2 separate regions of the Mus musculus genome follow, and region 1 is linked to region 2. Evidence: chromatin loops called from intact Hi-C (ENCODE). Cell type or tissue: heart. All regions are shown on one strand.

What was found. Peaks named below come from ENCODE experiments on the same cell type or tissue, not always from the same donor. Only the 100,000 strongest peaks of a DNase experiment are listed, where the experiment ranks them.
Region 1: a loop joins it to region 2, with 9 times the contacts of the local background. A loop is called at or near these places in 2 of 42 quality-filtered maps.

What each region holds. Positions count from the first base shown.
Region 1 is chr9:61,065,155-61,073,154 of GRCm38, forward strand. No RefSeq gene overlaps it. Among named protein-coding and RNA genes, the nearest start is that of Gm46116, 12 kb to the left of the region's middle. In heart, no CTCF peak of the experiment used is centred here; a DNase peak (open chromatin) is centred at 4,607; H3K27ac peaks cover 469 bases; H3K27me3 peaks cover 1,128 bases.
Region 2 is chr9:61,211,118-61,219,117 of GRCm38, forward strand. Gm34105 (a long non-coding RNA gene) reads left to right here. Exons shown (of 4, transcript XR_379511.1): 3 at 447-588; 4 at 1,648-1,798. Among named protein-coding and RNA genes, the nearest start is that of Gm34105, 8.4 kb to the left of the region's middle. In heart, no CTCF peak of the experiment used is centred here; a DNase peak (open chromatin) is centred at 4,044; H3K27ac peaks cover 202 bases; H3K27me3 peaks cover 7,351 bases.

The DNA of each region.
Region 1 (8,000 bases), 150 kb before region 2:
GGAGCTGCTCCACGTTTCTCAACCCTCTAGGCCTTTAGTGAGTTGTTAGCCTCTCAGAGTTCTAGGGGCTTCCTGTTCCTCTCGCTCTGGAGAAGTCCTGAGGGTAGGGTCAGGCACAGGACTAGACAGGAGGAAGGCCAAAGGAAGGCTTGCTTGTTTTAATTTGCTGGTGTGGAATGGTCCAGAAAGCAAGTTCTTTTTCTTGGTGGTGCTGGAACTACCTTGAGGGACAGAGACTTCAGAAATGTTTTCTGAGAGAAACAGCAAGTGGGTAAGAGGGAAAATATAGGGAAGGTACCAAGGACAGAGAGGCAAGGCCCTCAGGACCATTGTGGAGTACTATGAGCCTTGAGGATCTCGAGTCTATGGTGGCTATGGCCCCAAGCGAAGGTTGGCCTGGTGTCTGGATACCAAACAGCCTCTGACCTGAGAGACAGTCATGCCAGACTGCCTGCCCTCACCCACCTCAGGACCTCTCATACTTGGGAGTCCTTCTTAGGCCAGCTCAAAGTCTCCTAAACAAAACCCAACATCCCTAAGATACTCTGCCAGGGAAGGCCACTCTGGGGTCCATGGGCTGCAAAGGGCCTAGAATTTCTATGAAAAGAGACCAACAGAGAATCCTAAAATTACTCAAAATGTGAGGATTATTTACCTATTTAGATAACTTGATTGTGGGGTTCTTGAGTGTGAACTTTGTAGAGGACAAAGTCATTTTAATATGACAAATATGGGCACACATGTGAGACTCTGGTAAGCTGGGAACAGCAGAGCCCAGTCCACTCACAGCATGGACAGGAGAGGTAGAGTCATCATTTATGTGTGAAAACGGGCATGGGGAGGAAGTGGGTGGCTGATTCGTGCCTCTTGTCTCAGCTGGCCCAGGCTGTGGTAAGAGAACCCATTAGTGGGACAGCTTGAAGAGCAAACATTAGTTCCTCAGGGTTCTGGGTTTGGATGCTGGAGACTTGGGCTGTGCAGCCAGCAGTGCTGAGCTCCAGTGAGGGCCCTCTCCCGCCTTGCGCACAGGCAGAGGGGAGATGACACTCTTATAAGGCCACTGTTCTACCCTCATGGCCTTGCCCAATTGAATCATTCCCAAAACCTCTTCTAATAGCACAAACCTACAGCCCATACGGTGGACCTGTTGAAGGTGTGTTAACCAGTACAAACGATATCACGACTAAAGGACAAAGTGACCTTAGGGAGGACTGGATCCCTGGCTGACCTTCAATTGAGCAGCTGGGCAATTGTAACTGCTTTCTTGAGTTATCATAAAGAAGACATGGAGCAGATTATTATTATATATAACAGGCAGAATGTGTAGGAAAATATTCCCCTATCCCTCTTTTCCCCCCAGGCCCCTAAAGGTTGTGGCATGGGTGCAGGCAACCCGAGTCCCTGTTCTCTTTTGTCTTATATCTACTGAGACTGGCTTCCAGGAGCAGGGGCCCCTCTAACTCTGCCCACTCTGCTGCCTGGAAAGCAGCCACAGGGATATTGGCCTGACTCTGGCACTCTACCTAGGGATGCTGGTGGCACATGCTGAGTTTCTGTGTATCTCCTGCTTGTTTCTCAGCAGCTGCCTCGGGCAGGCATGAAGAGTGCTCCTAGACAGTTGGATGGGATCCAAGAAGTAGCCCCTTCCTCTGCAGGTGACAGACAAGCTTGTGTAGGTCATGGCCCAGGGGTCCCCCAGACTGGCCTACCAGATGGACATGTTAAGCCTTCTCAAATACTTAGTCACACTGCAACCTAGTCTGGACACCCAGATCAGAAGTACCCCAAATAAAGATTGGAGAAAAGGCTCACTGGATAGAGTGCCAGCTTATCAGGCAGGAGGCCTGGGCTCAACAGCCAGAACCACATAAAGTGATCATGGTGGGACACACTTGCAGTCCTGGGGGACAGGAGGAGGAGCAGTGCAAGGCCATCTTTGGATAATGAGGAGTTCATTGTCAGCCTGGAATACACGAGACTTGGTCTAATAAACAAACAAACAAACAAACAAACAAATAAAAATACCTAGAAGAATAAGGTAGCAGCAGTGTGGAGTTCAGAGGAGTGAGTGCCACTGAGACCATAAAGATTAGTGTTCATATGGGGAAACTGAGGCCTGGACCAAGAAAAGCCAGCAAGGGCTCTGGGGTCATATATGTGTATGGGTTCAGGGCCACAGAGCTTTGCCTTGTGAGTGATTTGTCTTGTGGTTGAGTCTGTCTGTCTTCTAAAGACCTCACCCTACCCAATGCCCAGATAGTCATGGCCCCGCTGCTTGTCACAGCTTCAGACCTATGGATCCAGGGACACTCCCAGGGCATGCTGCTCTGCCTGCTTCTTGCTCTCCTCCGTCCCTTACAAAGAACCAGATGGCCCCTGTAACCCTACCAGTACTGATGATCCACACTGGGCTGCACTGCCAGGTCGGTGAACTTTCTATTACAGTACTCTTTGATTCAATTATGCTTCTCCATTGTGCAAGATTCAGGGATCTGGGGAGGCCCGGGGTGATTTCACTTCACTACATCAGTAGTAAACAATCCCTGCCTGTTCCCTCTTCCACAGGCAGGGCCAACCTGGGCAAGCTTGCTGGAGACAAGCACTCAGCTGTCCTCTGTGCACAGGCCAGGGTTCCCCAGGGATGTCCATACACACACACACACACACACACACACACACACACACACACACACGCAGGCCTGGGTGAGAATAATCCTATTTGGGGCAGCCTCACTACGATGTTGCTCTTCTTCCAGGAGCCGACTGTCTAGGATGGAGTTTTTTTTTTGAGAACAGTAAAACACATCCTAGATACTGGGGAGGGAGTCAATGGGGAGTGAGTTGGGAGCAATGTAAGTTTAGCCTTGACAAGTTGAGTTCGAGATGGAAGAGATGCTTGCCCAAACTAGGGGCGTGCTAGCTGTTTTTTTGTTTGTTTGTTTGTTTGTTTGGTTTTTGTTTTTTGGTTTTTGTTTTTCAAGACAGGGTTTCTCTGTATAGCCCTGGCTGTCCTGGAACTCACTTTATAGACCAGGCTGGCCTCGAACTCAGAAATCTGCCTGCCTCTGCCTCCCGAGTGCTGGGATTAAAGGTGTGTGCCACCATGCCCGGCTGCTGGCTAATGTTTAATGACTAGCTTTGCCAAGGACAAGAGAAAACTGCCTGATCACAGTTGAACAGTTCCCATGGTACAACTGTTTAACCCCACTGATAGTTAAAGAATATGTAAGAGCATGAGCAAAGCACCTACCTAGACACAGTAGGCTCTTTATAGAAGACACAGTAGGCTCTTTATAGACACTTCTGCTTTACTCTCTTCAACACAAAAAACAGACAAAATCTATACACATGCACCCACAGCCCCCAGGATGCACATTCCATCCCAGGATGCCTTTCTTGGCTCCAGAGTCCTCCAGGTATTGGAGGTAGCTGATGACGCTGTCTCTCTGTGAGGTCTGCTCACATGTCTATCTCAGCTTCTGTTTTCTGATGCTCAGTCTTCCAACAAGAGCCCTAATGCTTAAGGGAACATCTTCATCTGTAATTATGACCCCGAGACACACCTTAGTAAGTCACTAGCCAATAGAACTTCCAAAATAAATCCCACATGTTTTCAGTTGGGGCCAGTGTGAGGAGGTGGGGGAGAAAGGTGAGAAGCAGCTGTGGTGTCCTGACACTGGGCACCCCGACACCCCAGCTCCTGCTTGTCCAGCCCCGTGCATCCCCATCTCCTTCGAGGCAGGGATAGATCTTTGTCTGAGATGATGGTGTAAAATGGAGTCACTCAGTCAGCGGATCTGCTGCCACATCCAGCTCTCCCTAGGCCTGCTATCCTCTAGTGTCACTGTCCCAGCATGGCCTTGGCTGAGTCCTCCCTGGACAGGTGCATGGCCACCCTCCCTAGGGCTTCTAGGTCCATCCCTCCCTCTTCCTTTCCCTGTTTTCAGCATGACGTCACTGGAAGTTTGTGTCCAGAAATGTGACGTTTCCCAGTGCTGCTCTTCCCATGCTGCTCTCCTGCTCAACGTCTTTCCCACAACCTACTTTCCCTCTTCCCCACCTGTGTGGTTTTCCAGAGGAAGGAAGCATTCTTTCCACGCCACGCTCACCAGCTCTGGACTGACAGATTGATTTACAGTGTCTAGAGCTGCCAGACCCAGAAACCATCAGGTCTGGCCCTGAGCCTCGGAGCTGCAGACACAATCTTTTTCAAGGTCTGAAGGACTTCTCTCACTGCACAGCCTGAGCCACTTCTGACCTAGCCTGAACTCCTCTTTCCATCCTGAGCTTTTTTTTTTCCTATTTTTTTTCCCCATTCTATTCCATATACCTTGGCTTCCTGGACTGGATCCTGAGCCTTATGTGCTCAACTCTGACCTTTGACCCTAATGAGAACATTCCCTGGTTTATCCCCTAGTATATAAGCTGTGCTCCTGGAGGCAAGAACAGCTCCTCCTATTGGGAAGATGCACGCGAATCATTGCTTTGGAGGGAGGACATGTTGGTGGGTGATGGGCACAACGCTTACACTGGAATAAAATGTTGTCCTTGAACTCTGGCAGCTATCCAGAGGTCAGCCAATCACATTTTACCCTTAATTGATCTATCAGATTAGCTTTAACGGCTTGGGGGAGGAAACGGAAATGCAGCAGGAAGCGATTACAATAGACTACTGCTCTTAGGGATTCCATTTGATCTTCAAACAGCCTGTCACAGAGCGAGGGGGTGGGTCCCCATTATCCAACTTAGGCAGTAGCTCAGCCAGCCTAGTCGAATCTCCTGATGTCACTAGGCAGCAGTGGAGAATTCTGGAAAACTGCACCAACATCCCAGGGCTCAGTTCTGGGCACTTGATCCCAGAACCCTGCAGAGCTTTGGCCAGCATGGCTCCCAGCACAGACTTCTGAGCCTTGTGTGAGCCCAGGGAAGCTTTGGGGGCTCTGGACATCCTCTCTCCCCACCCTTTCTCTTTGCCTTGGGCCTAGGGTGGCAGTGGAGAATCAGCTCAGTTTTCATCGGCGCTGGCGTCTCTCAGGGCAGCCCAGGAAAAAGACATTGATTTATGATCAAAAAGGAGGAGGATGCGGGGGAGATGCAGGGCAGCAGGGGTGGGTGGGCGCTAAGAGATAGTATCAGAAAGAATAAAAAAGATTCCCTATGCCTTAAAAAAAAGATGATGAGGAGGATCCTGCCCTCTGATGCCTCCGTAGGCGTGGGCTGGAAAATCTTTTCATGTAAAATTGAAATGGAATCACGAATGAGGAGAGGGCGTCTTGGGGCTTGGGTGTGCCTTCCAGGACTGAATTAAATTAAAAACATATCGATTTTCCCTGCCAACAAACAGGCCTGGCACTGGAGGAGGGGGGCGCAGCTCAGGGAGGCAGCTTGAATCCCTGTCCCAGTCCACTAGCATCCTTCCGAGTCCTGGCAATTTTATAATTGGCCCAGTGGGTTGTGATTTAAAAAAAAAAAAAAAAACACAGAAGAACCAATTAACAGCAGCTTCCTCTGACCTCCGGTTTGAGGTGGTAGGAGACAAGGTAATGACTTAAGACAGAAGGGAGGGAAAAAAAAAAACCCTGAAAATAAAAATAGAAAAATATCAAGAGCAAAGACCTAAATCTTTTTGGCTCCCTGATTAATAACCCTGTCAGGCCGATCACAAGCCCTAAACAGTGATGCTCGTTGCAGCTGAATTTTTTATACTTTCTATTAATCTTTAATGATAGCTTGGTCACCTAGTCTCTTTTATCTTGTCAGATAAATGTATGGTTAACAGGATAATGAGATTTCTAAAGTCCCATCCCCGCTCCCAGCCAGCTAGTGCATGCGGCGACCTCTGACCCCTGGCAGACAGAGGCACCAGGGTGCTCGTAATTGGGAGGTGTGCTGGGGGTGCAGGGGAAGCTGAAGGATGGTTTAAACTTTGATTTGAGGTCAGCGAGGTCACCAAGCTCTGGAAGACCAGCCGGGTTTTATTACCAGCTGCCTCTGATGGGGATATAATTAGATTTAGCTATTGCCTTATTAATAAGTAATCGCTTCCCCCACCGCTGTGGGTGGGCAAATGTATTCCTTGGATAATTTGAGGACACGAGGCTGGCTTTATTAAGAAGAATATATCATGCGTGTTTGGCCAGAAGCAGACACCCATCTGGATCTCTGGACTTTAGGGGAACTTTGTCATTTGTACTCATTTGTGATATTGGATAAATTGGCTGGAGCTTTTTAAATCTGGCCCTACCTCGGTGACTTCAAACAGCAGTTACAGGGGAATCCAGTTTTAGCCCGTTTTGACAATTCAAGAGCAAAAGATTTCTAAATAGTTCTAACCGTCCATCGATGTATCTGTGCATATGAGTGCCATTTATCTGTCTATTCATCTACCCATTCAGGAATGTGTGCATGTGCCCTTCTGTGCATCCATTCATGCATTTGTGCATGTATTGGATCAACCCGACCATCTATTCACGTTTGAATGCATCCATACATGTATTTGTTAGGAATCCTGTTGTCATTCTTTTGATTTTTGTCTTTTTTTTTTTTTTTTTTTTTTTTTTGAGACAGGGTCTCTGTGTGTTGCCCTGGTTGTCCTGGTACTTGATATGTAGACCAGGCTCCATTCCTTAATCCCCAATCATATAAAAACGTGCTAAAGGCTTGCTCAGCCCTAGATGAGGTAAGAAGTATTTATAGAGTAAAAGACCCAACTTCAGCCTTGAGGGACGTAAGCAGAGACATGACCGAAGATCCCTGAAGAGTGAGATGAGGGGGGGCTGTAAGGGCCATATTGATGAAGTGAATGCTGGCCATCACACAGGCAGTGCTGCCTGTCAGACCCGGCATTGCCTAACTATTCCTGCATGGTTGACCTGGGCATCCTCCCTGACTTTCTGAGAAGGGCTGGGGTCCAGAAAAGAGGTCACTGGAGCTTAGGAGCTTGTTCTTATTTAGGAAGTTGTATTTGCCCCACATGTCCAGAACAATCCTTGGGAGAGAGAGAGAGAGAGAGAGAGAGAGAGAGAGAGAGAGAGAGAATGGAGAGTGGATTAAAGAGACCCTCACTAGTCCTAGACTGAGGAGCTAGCTCAAAGCTGTTTGGCTGCCAACTATGAAATCCATGTCCTAGCCATTTGCTATTGCTGTTGTTCGTTAAATACCATTATTTAGCTTTTTTTTTTTTTTAAATCTGAAATTGGCTATGCTGGACACCTCTTTACCAAGCAGTACTTAGCTTCCACTATGTTAATATGAGCCTAGACGCTTCAATTCCATGTTGCAATTTCTCGATGGAGAAAGGAGTACTTAACTTATAAAAGCATGCTGGCCATATTCGCTTTGAATTATGTCTCATTGATGTCACACCATTATTTCATGTTTCATGAGAAAAAGCTAATTATGTCGTGCCATATTATTAGTTGTAAGATACATTGATTCCCAAAGTTTCAAATTGCAAAGAAACATGTTTCATGGTTGGTAAAAATATAGTCGTTTCAACCAGTTCTATTGTTTTAATTCCTGTTTCTCAAGAGTGTTTGAGGCGATAGCTGTAAGCTCGCACGGTGGCTCTTGGTCATGTGTCTTTCCAAGTCCACTGGCCTTACCATCTCTGGTGGATGAGTGGTGGTGTTGGGAAGGAGAAGAGAAGAGAGGGTCCAGGCCCAGTTCCCCATCCTTAAATGGGGAGGCCCTGCTGGTCTTCCTTGCTCAGGGATAGAGATCCTCGCTCCCCTCCCTCTCTCTCAGGACCACACCACTCTCTTATAGACTGATCCTCTTCCCTCCTCAAAGAGTAAGTGCCTTCTGTCGGCAGACCTTCAAAGTGAGTGCACTGGCCTAGGCTGGGGCCCCGCAGGTGGAGTGCCTGCCTAGCGTGCGTAAGGGCCAGGGTTCCAGCCCCAGCACCAGACTAAGTGGACAATGGTGTACGCTTACTCCACTGTGAACGGATACACCCATAATCTCTGTATTCAGGTGGTTGAGGTAGAAGGATCAGAAGC
Region 2 (8,000 bases):
TTCTGCACAGGCATCCCACTGGGTAGGTTTTTTGTCAGTTCTTACAGGTGCATTGTATGCTTCTACAGGGAAGTGTGTATGAGGGTGCATGTGCCAACACATGCACTTGTGCATGCATGCATGTGTGTGTTTTCTACTTATAAATCCTTAATATTCAAAGAGTTATGCATTTTTATTTTATGCATATGCATTTTCCCTGTGTGTGTGTGTCTGTGCACTGGCAAGTGCCTGGAGCCCACAGAGCAAGAAGAAGGCATACGATCCCCTGAATCTGGATGGAGTTAAGGATGTTTTTAAGCTGTCATGAGGGTGCTGAGAACTGAACCTGTGACCTCCAAAAGAACAGCAAGCATCTTTAACTGCTGAGCCATCTCTCCAGCCCCTCCCAGTACCTTTAAACACCACTGCAGTTTATGATTCTCTCTCTTGTGTTTTTATCTTGACAGTGCATTCTGCCTAAGAGGTCCCTCCTTGAATTCCATGGCTACCTGGGCGTCTGCTGGGCTTGTGCACAGTATCTACCTGGCCTTTTCCCTGTGGGTGGCTATTTAGGTCGTTTCATCCTTGAAGTTACAGAGAGTCCCCACAGTGAGTACACGAGGCAAAGCTTCCAGGGAGGAGCGCTTTTTGCCATTTTAAGGGATGTTCCATTTGGAATCTGTACTGATTCACACTTCCATGAGGGATCTGGAAGTCTGCTCAGTTCTTTTCACACCACCACTCTCAGTATGTGTTTAAATCTTTCACAGTCTGCTTGGTGAAAGATGCTATTTCAATGTGGCTTAATTTACTTGTAGGTTACTGCATCAAGCTTGGGTGTGTTTATGCCTCTGTTACCAACCGGAGATAAAGCTACTGGGGCTTTTGCAGGTTGCATGTCTTGTAGCTTGATAATGTAATTGCAGGGGTGAGGAGGGAAATGAAAGCCAAGGCTAATGCGCATGTTGGTGCCTCCTTAGTTCTGAGGACACTGGGTACACCTCACAGATGCTAAGTAATCGTTCTTCTCCTTTTATCTTTTGCTTTCTTTGGTGTGGGTATGGGGTCTAACTGTGTCACCCAGACTGCCTGGAACATAATTATTGCATTCTGACCTTGAATTCCAGCAGTCTGGATGCCTCCTGAGTGCTAGGATTACAGCCCAACTCAAGAAGTACTTTAAAAAAATCGTTACAGGGAAGGGAGGCATCCATGTGCCACAGTGAGCATATGGAGGTCTGAGGATATCCTCAGAAATCAGTCTTTGTCGCGTATCTGGTTGGATGCAGGGTCTCATGCTGTTTTCTGCCGTGTACCCCTGTGAACCCTGGCTTGTGAGTTTCCATGGATTATCCTGCCTCTGCCTTCCATTTCATGTAGAAGAGCTCGATGCAGATGTGTGTGCTATTCTCTCACATCTACATGGGTATTGAGGATCTGAACTCAGGGCCTCAGACTCAACCACAAATTGGGTTACCTGCCACGCTCCCCAGCCCAAGGAGTGGTTCTTATGTGGGTAGATAGTTGGATGCATGGATACATGGATGGTTGGGTTGATGGATAGTTAGATGGATGGATGGATCAATCACGCTACTGCTCCCATCTGTGTATCAATTTGTAGACCACAGAATACTTTTCCCTATTTCATCAACTCCTTCCTCCCCACAGTCTAAAAGGAGAGGGCACTAAGGAGCTGATGGCTGTGCACTCATTGCAAATGTTTGTCAAGAGATCGTGCCTCCCATGGAGATTCTGACAAGAGCCTACAGTCCTATTTCATTCTATGAAGCCTGGTACTCATGACTACCCATAACTACCAGGTAATTGGGCCAAAGGATCAGCACAAAGGATCTCGGTTATAGGCTTACCAGCAAACCAAGATCTGTGAGGAATGGCTGGAAAAGATGGACCAAGCCCATCAGAACTGAGTACTGGACCTCTGAGAGTGCATATGGGGCTCTCAGAGAGAAGAGGGAAAGGGTAGAATTCTAACAACCTCATGGCTGTCATGAGGAAGCCATGAGCCGAGCATCAGGAATAGGGAGGCTTGAATGAGCAAGGAAATCTGGATAGTAGAAAAAGACACCCCAAGAGACATGCAAGCCATCTTGGAGAAGTTGTTTGAGTTATTTGGTCTTCCAGTAGAGCCTCACAATTCCTGAAATGGATTTAAGATTATATCCTTGGATTTCTACAGGATCCTTGAACCTCCTTCTCTACCTAGGTTGCCTGAATTGGGTCTCTGTTTCTTGGCATCAAATGATCACTAGCTGGGGGCTAGTGAAATCAATTGCTCAGTGTTTAAGAGCAGAGACTAGCCTTGCAGAGGATCTAAGTGCAGGTTCTAGCACCCTTGTCAAGCTACTCCCAACTGCCTATAACTGCAACTCCAGGGACATGTGATACCTCCAACCATGTTGGGCACATATACTAACAGGCCTATATGTCCCCCCCACACACAAAATTAAAAACTATAAAAATGAATCTATCTTTTAAAAAGACCTCCAACGGAATCCCATCTTACAGACTGGCTCTCTAAGCTCAGAAGCTTGGAGAGATTGGAGTAGGGTCCCTCTCCCTCTCCTGTCTCTTGGTTTAAGAACTAGCACGACAGAAATGTCATCAACACTTGTTGGTCACAATTGTCGGTTGTTTGATTGAATGATTGATGTCCCAGAAGCTTAATGAAAACAACAGCTCTTGTAACAGGGTGTGGTTTCCAAGATGGTGGTGACAGGAACTTCTACCTCGTGCGTTTTTTCTGCCAGGTGATCTTGCCGCTTCCCACCAAGGAACGGAATCTAACTTGTCTCCCCTTGAATGGGAGCTAGCCTCCGTCACTAGTTTATAACCAATAGAAATGACCCTGCCTGGTGTCCATGGTCCCAGGGAACTTCAGGAGCCCAACCTTAGACTCTTGAACCCTAGATTTGTGGAATTCTCTCTTTTGTCCTCCCTCCCTCAGATCCCAGTCCCTATGCTGCTAGAAACTCACATGCATGGAGATGCATTTCGGATACACTAATCAACTGGTCAGTTGTACATAGACTTTGAGATATCGCAACCTAACCACCAAACAGATCAAGAAGCCTCTGGGTGGCTCCAGCTACCAACAGTTTAATCTCTACCTTATCTTGCACCAAGTATGGAAATCTTTAAGGCTGGGGCTCCAGGCATAGTGTGTGATAAAGACAAAACATTGCCATTGGCTCTATCAAAATTCCTGATCCCACGGATTTATGGCTGTAGTCATCCAGTTTCGTTTACATCGCTGCATTGTTTTAGGGTGATTGGTTATTATGATGTTTTGGTTGTCAACCTGACTGCATTTAGAATCAACTAAAAGTTCAAGTGGCTGAGCGCTCCTGGGAGAGGTTTTCTTAATCGGATTATTTAAAGCAGGAAGATTCATCCCTAAATCTTGGTCTCACTTTCTGCTGGCAGCCCACATAAAAGAACATGGAAGAAAGAAACTTTGTTTGCCTGCTTGCCCTCACTCTAGCTGGCAAGACCATCTGTCCTGTTGCTGCTCCGAGGTATTCCTTCACTGATGTCAGAATTCCAGAGTAGACTGAAGACCAAAAGGTCTCCAGGAATCCACCAGAAAGCCAGTGCCAGCTTAGGACTGCTGAGGCAGCCAGCCTCATGGACTGAACAGCTACTATATTCTTGGCCTTTCCATCATGAAACACCTATTATTGGACTACTCAGACCTCGGCCTACAATCTACTCTAATAAACCACACATGCATTCATTCTGTTTCTCTAGAGATCCCTGACTAATACAGTTACACAACAACAGATAGATAGCTCAAGTAATATCCGAAATGGACATCTTTGCTCTGGAACCTCGGCTTCCCCACCCACCGTGCAGGGTTACTTACAGCCTGCTTCTAAATCCGACAGACATTCCTCCAACCGAAGCTGGTAAACAAAGCCAGAGCTTTCCTGGCACCAAGGCCATCCATAAAAAGAAGGCCCTTGATTTACACCCAAGGGAGCTGTGTTCCTTAAAAACTGTAGAAAGAAACTTCCTGATACATGAAGAACTACATCTGGGTTTTGGGTTAAACACACACACACACACACACACACACACACACACACACACACACACACACGGCTTCCTGTGTAGACAATGCAGGCTCAGTTTTCTGGAAAATAGTTCTGCAGTTAGGAGCAGTCCAGTGGAGAAAGTCCAGGCTCTGGGGAGGACTCTGAGCACAGAGCGTCCTGGAGGAGAAAGTCAGGCTGGGGACCACCATGCATGCCAGCCCCCCCCCCCCCCCCCCCGCTTTCAGGCTTTCCACGGGCAGAACTGGAGACCAGCAGGGAGTCCTCTGTGCCACCTGCAAGCAAGCTGCATGCTCCTGCCTTACGTGCTGTTTGGAAGCTGTAAAGGTCTCACCAAACACACACAGCTGTTAGCCCTGAATCTGAACTCTGATGAATAGACTTGGGAAGAGATGGTCAGGTGACATCCTGAGGAAGCAGGTATCCCCTGCATCCTGCCCAGCTGAGGTAGTGACCCACACAGAGCTCCTTAGCCATCACGCCCCTTGAGAGCTTGCACATACAGAGTGTCGAGCCTCTCCTCACAGACAGTCTCATTATTCCTCAATGGTTCGTGTGAACCACAGCACAGAAGATCTGAAGGAGACCCAGGAACCCAGGGGCTGGCTGCCTTTATTTCTTGGTCAGGAGCCTTTGTGCTGGTCTCCTGGTCATTCTCTTCGCAGTTACAGAACACTTCTGGGTTGTAGGTAAGTAACACGCAATGGGATCAGTAGAGCCAACAGGCCTTGTGCTGCACCCATGTTTTGTGGTTTTGTGCTAGGTTTCATGTCTCAAGGGGCTGGGCCCCTCCACTCGATGTGCCTCTCGGCACAGGGTAACTCAAATGGAGCCTTGACAGGGGCCTCGTTTTCCCCAAGGCTCCAGAAATCTGTGTGACACTAGAAAGAGAAGTTACTGGCAGCTGCCTTTTAATGGTGATATTCCTGAGATCATTCAACACAGAGCAAGTGTTAACTGTGAACTGAACTACTATCCGCCCCACTGCTACTGCCTCTGACTCACTCACATGATGCTCAATAGCAGACAGTCGTGACTTGGGTACCAAAGGACCATGCAGACCAGCATCAAGCCTCCGCTGTACCCACTGCCCTTTCCCAGGCTCAGCAACACCCCAAGCCTTACCCCCACATCGGAAGGCCATGACCTTCTCTTTCAGGTGTGCCCCACAACCCACAGGAAAGAAGAAGCCCTCAGGGCTGAGGTGTGATTAAATTCACCGCAGTGAGAAAGTGATACCGTGAGCTGATTCATACCAGTAAATATGTGATTTACATTTAATTCCAAGTAACCTTTCTGGGCTCACCGAGGTGTGAAGGAATCTGATGGGACCAGCTCTGTGGAGGAGGAGGCGGCCATTCATATTCATTAAGACCTCCACATTAGCCAGCTGAAGGGTGACAGCCCTGCCCGCCCTCCTCCTCCCGCCTGCCAGGGTCACAGCTCTGGGCAAGCCAACAGTCCCCATGCCTGACTGGCACTTGGAAAGGAGTGCAGGGTAGCAGTGAGGGCTGGAAGCCCAGAAAGCAAGGGAATAAAGGTACCCGCCATCCCAGGAACAGCATGCCGCAGACAGCAACTACTCCATATAGCTGTCTTCACAGATCATGGGTGATGAAGGACAGGAGTGTGGACTGGAGTGGTGGCAACTCTCAGAGGCCCTTCCATCTCCTTTGTGTATATTTATACAGCGATGGGAAGCTATCTCTGGTCCCTATAGCCTGGGATGCATATGGAATGGCCAGGGAAGTTAGACTGAGGTCTCAGGGCAGGGCAGGATGATATTCTGGGCCTCTTAAGTTATTGGCTCATTACGAGCCAGCAGGTGCCCATGACCCACTGACCTGGAGACATCAAAGAAGTGGGCTAAGGTAGAAAGCATCGAGTTTCTCCTGTGCATGGTGCCCCAGCTTCATTTCTGCTGATGTGATAAGATACCCTGGAAAAGATAAACACAGGGTTTCCAATCCAGGGTACCGTCCTTTACTGTGGGGGCAATCACAGTGGTAGGAGCATGGGGCAGCTGCTCAGATCATATCCACAGTCAAGAACGGAGAAATAATGAATGTATACATGCTTAGTACCGTGCCTTCTCTACTTATATAGTCCCAGGCCCAGACCTAGGGACTCTACCCATCTTCAGCATGAGTCTTCCCACATTAGTTAAGGCAGTCAAGACAATCTCCCAAAGACATACTCAGGGCAGCCTTATCTGCCCTCATTGAGACTCTCTTCCCATCAGACACCTGCAGCCAGGATACCTACAGCCCCTCATGATGGGGCTATCTCTGTTGCTAAGCAGCGGTGTCAGAGCTGACGGAGGCTGCATGCTGTCCAGGAGCCTGGATCTGTAGAATGAGAATGTTCCTATACAATCCATATTCCAGCCTCAGGAAGGCAGATGGGAAGCACTGCACCTCTCAGATCTGTGTATAGATGAGGCTCTGTGGCCACCCCGGTCATGCGGTGGGCAGTGTCATGGCCTTGACTGAACCACATCTGACTGACTCCAGAACCTTCCCCCAACCATCCTACTCTCAGAGTCTCCTTCATTCATTTGGCCAGTCATTGGTTCATTCAAAGCAAGTCCACAGAGAGTAGAAGCTACTTCACCTGTAGATTACCCCAAATAAAAGATTTGGCTCTAAGGGGAAGTGAGACAGGGCAGGAGCTGGATGCCTTACAAGGCCAAGAAGAGGGTGTTGCAGGAAGATGGGAGCTAGTATAAATGTTGGTGGCCAGAAGCCAGGAAGGAGGCAGAGGACAGCTGATAAGGGTCCGACAGACTGAGTGAGGTCCCTGCCGAGATGTGGGTCCCATGGGGGCAGGGAAGCTGTAGGGGGAAGGTAAGAAGGATAGAGAGAGGGAATCTGATGATTGGGTGGTAAGGCCATGAGGGCTCTGGAGAGGGGCTAAATGTGGGTAGGGGGTCCAAGCTCATGTAGGAGGTCCAGGTAAGCCTCCACTGTCCACCATTTTCCTCTTCCCTTTCTCAGGCAAACTCCTTTCTAGCCTCATACTATATACCAGTGTCAGCTTGTGGTTCAGGTCCTCACCATGCTGGCAAGACTGGCAGGGATGGAGAGAGGAGCAAAGGAGCCCAAGAGAAGACCGAAATGTGTGAGGAAGCCATTGCAACCGACACGAAGCCATGGAGTGAGGATGGATTCCCTGGGCAAGACCCAGGGACCAACAAGCATGCTGCAAGTTCCTGTGCACGCATCTGTGCAAGGAAGGGTGCGGGTGAGGCTCAGACATCCAAGGTGGAGGCAGTTGCCTCTACAGAGAGCAGTTAACTAGAGATTGAGTACTTAATTAGACACAGTAATCGGGGCAGACTGGCTTTTAATCTGCTCTCATGTGCTATCCGGTCAGACTTGCACCAGCCATCACTACATCGATAGGTCTTTGGCCTACAATATCCTCTTCCTTTGTCCTGCCTCTCTTCCTCCTTGTTCTGAATGCGATCTCCTTCCTTCTTCAGATGCCACCAAGGTATCCAGAGAGATGAAACAAATAGCCACGTGGAGAGGGTAGGGCCCAAGTTTGATTCAGTGTTCTCCTACCGAGGTGGGCTTCTCAGTCTCCTGAATGAATGCCTTGTACCCGAGTCCCATCAGCTCCAGAAAGAACTGCTGCGATCCACACAACGCACTCCAATTTATTTCTGTCTCTGCCTTTCACAACATATGCTAGAGAGAGGGGGCCGGGGCTTACGGAGGATGGCAAAGACGGGGTGGGGGTGGGGGGGGACTCATTTCATTTTCATGAACATTCTGCTCTCTTGGAGAGACACGAAACAGAGGTGGCCAGGCCCACTGTGAGGTATATTTACTGCCCTAAGACACTTGGGAAAGGGTCAGTGAGATGGCTCCGGAGGCTAAATCACTTGCTGCCAAGCCCAGAGCCCTGAGTTCAATCCGCAGAACTCACACGGTAGAAGGAAGA